Regions from separate parts of the Mus musculus genome. Here region 2 is linked to region 1. The links are chromatin contacts, found by Hi-C or POLR2A ChIA-PET in ENCODE. All regions are on one chromosome and are shown on one strand. The core of a region is the stretch at or near the end of the contact, and the rest is flanking DNA. Distances in the headings are between cores, read along the strand shown. Region 1 holds the start of Emc2 (ER membrane protein complex subunit 2). Region 2 holds the start of Eny2 (ENY2 transcription and export complex 2 subunit).

Region 1 (3,110 bases), core at 514-3,013:
AGGTAAGAATTCTTTGTTTAGCTCTGAGCCCCATTTTTTAATGGGGTTATTTGTTTTTTTGGAGTCCGACCTATTTTTTTTTTTACTTCCATTATCATTCTGGTTTTATTTTTTCCAGTATTTTATCTCCTTATTAAATTATTTCAACAACATACATGAACTTCCTTATTTCATTTTGCTGTCTGTATTCTCTGTGATAATTCTTGAGTCCATTGTGAGTTGTTGTGCCATATTTAAAATGATTTTTAAAATTCTGTATATGAACTTCTATGTTAATCATTTTTGCTGGAGGCCATTTGAATGAGGTTGGTAATTTTTGGCGGTATCAAGTTGTCTTAAATTTTCATGCTTCTTAGGTTTATCTCCTGGGATATGACTATTAGGGGGTCAAATTGTTGCTTAAGACTGGAGGTCAGCTGTGGTGCAGTGCTATGTTAGATTGGTGTTCCAGGTACCAGGCTCTATCTTTTGACTGCTGCTGAGGGTTGAGTTTGAATATTTCCTGTTTGCAACTATTCAGTAACTAACCCATTTTTCATAACAGTAGATAATAACTGAATACAAAATGAGTATAAAATGGATGCTTTTTAAATATTAGTTCTTGAAGTGGTGAGTCAATGGCACTGTGTATACTGATAGTATGGGTGGAAGGGAGGCAAAAGGGTCACAACTGCAGTGTGACTAGCAATAAGTATTGGGCTGTTATACTGGAAGTAGAGGAGATTGGCCCACATAGGATTTTAAATAATTGAGTAAAAGCAAAAATGGGGGGGGGCGTGTGGGACATTTGGTTAATGATAGACTAAAATGAAGAGGTAAGTTTAAAGTAGGTCTGCATTTGAGCTTTCAGAAATGGAAAAGTAAGAGGAATGGGTATAAGAAAAGAGAAAGAGGAAAAGGAGAGATAGAGGTAGACATAGAGATAGATAGATATAGATAAATAGAGAAGGATGGAGGAAAAGCAAAAAAGAGAAAGAAACAGTATGGGATAATATTTACACTGCTCCGTTTTATCAGAGCATTGGTATGAATTTGACTGAAGCATTTAATATTGTTTTGAATGAAATATTTTTTTAAGTCTGCTTAGTCTGAGGAGAAACTTTTTTGTTTATATGGAGATTTTAGTCAACAATAGTATCACATCATATATTTGATATTTTGGTAAAAGCTATTACCTTCCAACATGGTAACTATTAGAAGAGATAGATAAGTTAATTAATTGTAGTAATAATCTCAAATCATTACCCTATACACCATATATATATATATATATGTATATATATATATATATACATATATATATACATATATATATATATATTCTTTTGTCAATGATACTTCATTAAGGCTGAGGTATCATTGAGGACTGTGAAAGAATTGAATGAGTCTAGCTAAAGGAAAATAAAAAAACCTGGAGCGGCAGACACTAAAGACATTACATTTGATAAAATCGCAGGAAAAGTAGATAGTTATCTAAAGTTGCAGTAAAAGTAGAAAGTTACCTCAGCCCAAGTACCTCAGCCTCAGCTGTCTGTCACAGACTCCTTCCTCAGCAGCTCCCTCAGCTCCCCGCTGGCCCCGCCCCGCCTCGCCCCGCCCTCCGGCCCCGCCTCTCCGGCTTCTTCCCACTAGTCTGGCCACTCAGACCTCTCTGGCTCCGCCCTCTCTCCTCTTGAGTGGTTTACAAATGAGAGGAAGATTCCGCCCACTCCCCGCTATCGACCAATAAAAACTGGCTTCGTCATTTGCCACTTCCCGGTCGCGGGTGAAGTGCTGCGTCTCCCCGCCCTCTCTCCTCGCCGACTCCGGGTTCTAGGAAGATGGCGAAGGTCACTGAGCGTTACGATGTGACTTGGGAAGGTAATTTTGGGCGGGGAGGGTGCAGGAAGACCCAAAGCCCTGGGAAATGGTTTAGAATTACCCAGAATCCCCGGAGAGATTCGTACCCGGTTGTGTCCTCCGTCGGGCAGCTCTCCCTGAACTGCCCGAACCGAGTGGACACTGGGGCTGGTTCCTTCCTGGGCCCGGCCACAATCTGCGGCGTACCAGTGTCGCGATTGCTGGCCCGTACACCGATCCACCTGCCTCTCTGCGCACCGGTTTTGTCATCTACTGTTTAGGAGGCAGGAGGGACGCGGAGCTGCGGCTGTCACACAGCATGTGGTTTCTGGGAGGCGAGGAGGCGGGATCAATGTGTTGAAGCGAAGAGATAGTCCAATGGGATCTGTTTCTTCAACATGCACTTTCCATGGGTTTAGAAAGTCTCCCCTTTTAACTTCCTTGGCCAGTCCTATTTAAAGCACACACAATGTAGCTTCCTACTTACTTTCTGCCAACTAATTCATTTTCTGAAGGAGATTGTAACTGGTTAAATTGGAGGTATGTGTTCACATGTGATAGTCTTATCCTGTCTGATTGACCAAGAGTGGAGAATCTTTAAATAAAATATTTAAATCTTGGATCAGTTCTGTATGAGCTGTTATCTCTTTCAAAAAACGTTGGTGGGAGTCATGCTTAAGAAAATAAATGGGTGTTTTTAAAAGCATGAGATTTCTGTCCATATTCCCAGCAGTTGGCACAGTACAGTGTACTTCAGTAGCTAGTTTGCCCATTGAATACTTTTGTGGGATCTTTAACATGTAGAGTGAAATTTACATGAATTGTTTGAATGCAAATAAATCTCAAATAGTATAAGAAGGAAAAGATTTTATATTGAATAAAAAATGTAAGTCCTAGTTCTTTATGTCATATAAGACAAATGTTCAAAGAGTTTACAGTTTAATGGAACAACAGACCTGTCAATTCATTTTTAAAAGGTTCATGTCAACACATACCCTTCCACTGTAAAGTAGATAGGTTAGTAGGTGTTCCTTTCAATGCTTTTAAACATGTTATAAATACCTTAAGATTGTTGAAAAGTGATATTTTTAAGGTATGTGAAGGATAGCTTTTAAAATCTGTTAATGTGTACAAATCAAGGACAAAGATTATGTTACTGTTGGCAAGCAAAATGATTCTGCGTAGCTTCATGCTGTCCTGTGGGCATTCTAAGGTATAGCGATATAACTAGATTTGGAATAGTGACTGCTGTGTAATTTGTTGAGCAATGA
Region 2 (2,854 bases), core at 318-2,817, 950 kb after region 1:
ATCAACTCCTACCGGAAGTTTTCCCAGGTCTCCAAACAAGTTGAGAAAACATACTCAGTTAGACCATTACATTTGCTCACGTTCCTCTCACTACTTGCCCATACTGTAATTAGATGTTTATTAGTGAATGGATTATGATTTATTAGGTACTCATGATTATACCAATCACGTAATCATCTCGATGAATCACAAAACAGGCCCACAACAATTACTTTTACACTTAAGAAACTTTAAAAACAAACAAACAAACAAACAAACAAAAAACCCAAGCATTTGTTGGTCTACTTGTTTATGTCTTTAATCCCAGCACAGAGGCAGCTGGTTATCTGTGAGTTCTGGGCCAGCCTGGGCTACAAAGCAAGTGCCAGGACAGTCAAGAATAGACTCCCTACAATCTAGATACAATCTAGAGAAAAGATACATAGATACATACATAAGTAACGCTTGATACTCAAACGTCGACTAACACCTCTAGATCACTATTTCTCAAAGTACAACCTATGGAAAACTTGTATCAAAATAAGAATCTGCAGAGACATGTATTTAAAAACACAAATCCCTGGACACTTTCCCTAACAAAACTACAATTCCTATGGTTGTAAAAAGGAGAATAGCCTCTAGGAAGTTACAGATAAATAAGTAGTAGCAGCAAGCAACAGTAAGCGCACTAAATCACTTGCCCTCAATAAATTGTAGCATGATCCAGGACCCGAGTATTTGAAACTGCTAACTGAATGTGGAAATTTTTCTCTCCCAAGAAATGATTCTGCGTCAGAAGGAAAAAGGGAGTTGGGGACTTTCCAAGGAGGTGTGGCTTCTCAGCGAACACGTTTACTAAAGGTAAGGTTTGGGAAGGAAGGACAACTTGAACCTTCAGAGCAGGAGCCAGAGATGTATGGGCGGAGAACATCCGAGCCTGAGCTGCGGACGCCTAGGCCAGCCCACAGTGCCGCGGCTAAGGCGCGGAAGGAAAGGGGGCATCCTCGGGTCCCCGCGTGGACGGCCGCTCTAGGTGCAGACCGGCAGGAGGTGGCTGGCTAGCCGGAGTGACAGAGGGTTGCGCCAATGGCAGCCTCAACAAGAAGGAACCGGGTGCGAGAGGGTGCCGCCGATCCCACCTGCATCAAGCTCCAGCTGGTAGCAGGGCAGCGGTTCGAGAGACAGCTTGTAGCCCTCGAAGCGGGGATCCAGCAGAGGTCTTTTCACCCGCAGAGAGCAATTGGCCGCCTCCATCGCGTTCCCCCGATCCCAGCAAGAGAATCAATAAAGCTCTTGTTGAAAGGTCCGCGCTTCACTCCTGGAACTGAGGCTGGGAAACGGCGTGGTTCCCATCCCAGACGACTCTGCGGCGCCACGTCTCTTCTGGGAAGTGTAGTGTCCATGAGAAATTTGGTTCTGTTGCAATGCTGGGAAATGTAGTTTTTTGATCCCTGAACCCACGTCAGCTAACAGACTCTGGACTTCCTTACCCAGAGGGCCGAGCGACCAGAAGGCGGCCCGCGCTAGTTGAATTCTCACATTATAGGCAGGGTGGCCAGATCCCGCCCCGGAAATGCGTGGTCTAGCTTTCTGTGTGCTTAGGTGCCCGAGCTACTGAGGGTCTAAGTCCGGGCAGCCGAAGAGTGTGGTAGGTAACGGTCGTCAGCGCAAGGGTCATTTCGTCGCTGGGAAGGGACGGCCCTCGCCCGCGGTGATGGTGGTGAGCTATGCCCGTGGTCCTCAGGGCCGGGACCCGGGCCCAGCCCAGGCTCCTTTCGATGTGCTGTCTTTCGTTAGCTTCCCCGACCCGCGCTCGCTCGCTCGCTCGCTCGCGGGCCTGTAGGGCTCTCCGACAGGGCGTGCTGCTGGAGTTGGCCGGGAGCCAGTCCCCGCTTTGTTTTCTGGCTCCTCCCCTCCCGCCTCTCCAGCTGTCTGCGCCGTGTTGCATTTTCCTAAAGAATGTCAGAACCGGGAGGGAGTCCCTAGCGCCCTGGTTTTACCAGTGAGAAAACTGAGGCCTTTAGGCATTAAGTGACTTGCCCAAGGTCACTATCCGTGATTTTAGGGGCCAAGACGAGACGAAGTTTTGCTGTTCTTGCTATGACACTGTCTAAACTTTTGCAGTTAATTTGGAAATGTTAAGCCCCAACTACAGAAGTAAAGCGTTGCCTAGTTATTAACCCTCTGTTCACCTGCTTCTTGCGCAGCCCAACTCTGAAAATTCTTTGTAGTCTGAATTTCCATACAGACAAGACGGAGAATTACAAAAGAAGATTCACACTAAGTAGGAAAACATTAACTTAAACCTGACTTTTAAATGGCAAAAATGCGCTCAAAAGTTAACCTTGCTTTTTTTTTTTTTCCCCTACACCTATTTTGGCATTGGTTGTCTGTTTTTTATTGAAAATGAAGAATTTCTCAAAGACTAGTTTGAAATTCGTTTTCTTACTTACCCTTCAGAAATAAGGATATGAAATCCAAAGCTAGGGTAGCAGTTGTAATTCTCCGTGAAGTTTATTGGGTAAAGCAAGCACATAGTCTTATTTCATTTTTCATAGTCGTATCTTTTATTAGTGTGCATGCTATGGCTTACCCAGAAATTGAATGCAGTTAAGATGCAGAAATGAACGCCAGTCAGATATTAGTGTACAATTAAATAAGGTGGGACTCCAAGTACCTGACTTCACATTCTGTCTCTGTGCCTCAGTGTTCTCATCTGTAAAATGGAATTGTGTCATTAGAGCAAATTTGGGGGTTAAATATTCTCAGTTTTAGGTACATAAGTGCTTAATGGTATTATAATAGTAGTTATTCCCTTTTTAAAAAGACAAAGAAAATAAACAATAAAGAGCTTATGAGGGAAGGGAATTGGGAT

Evidence for each region. A loop is a pair of places that touch in the nucleus more often than their neighbours do. ChIA-PET counts read pairs that join two places held with the same protein, here RNA polymerase II (POLR2A).
Region 2: a map of T-helper 17 cell shows a loop between it and region 1 (7-fold over the local background). The contact joins the promoter of Eny2 here to the promoter of Emc2 in region 1. A Hi-C loop is called at or near these places in 3 of 37 maps with a recorded cell type or tissue (T-helper 17 cell, regulatory T cell and v-Abl transformed pro-B cells). POLR2A ChIA-PET finds 5 or more read pairs at or near these places in 1 of 5 experiments (embryonic stem cell).

What each region holds. Positions count from the first base shown.
Region 1 is chr15:43,475,466-43,478,575 of GRCm38, forward strand. It overlaps Emc2 (ER membrane protein complex subunit 2), which reads left to right and starts at 1,764. Exons shown (of 11, transcript NM_025736.2): 1 at 1,764-1,860. The coding sequence starts at 1,821. It overlaps Gm10373 (predicted gene 10373), which reads right to left and starts at 1,571. Exons shown (of 3, transcript NR_046064.1): 1 at 1,503-1,571.
Region 2 is chr15:44,426,544-44,429,397 of GRCm38, forward strand. Eny2 (ENY2 transcription and export complex 2 subunit) reads left to right here and starts at 1,568. Exons shown (of 5, transcript NM_175009.3): 1 at 1,568-1,699. The coding sequence starts at 1,694. Nudcd1 (NudC domain containing 1) reads right to left here and starts at 1,764. Exons shown (of 10, transcript NM_001113554.1): 1 at 1,119-1,764. The coding sequence starts at 1,233.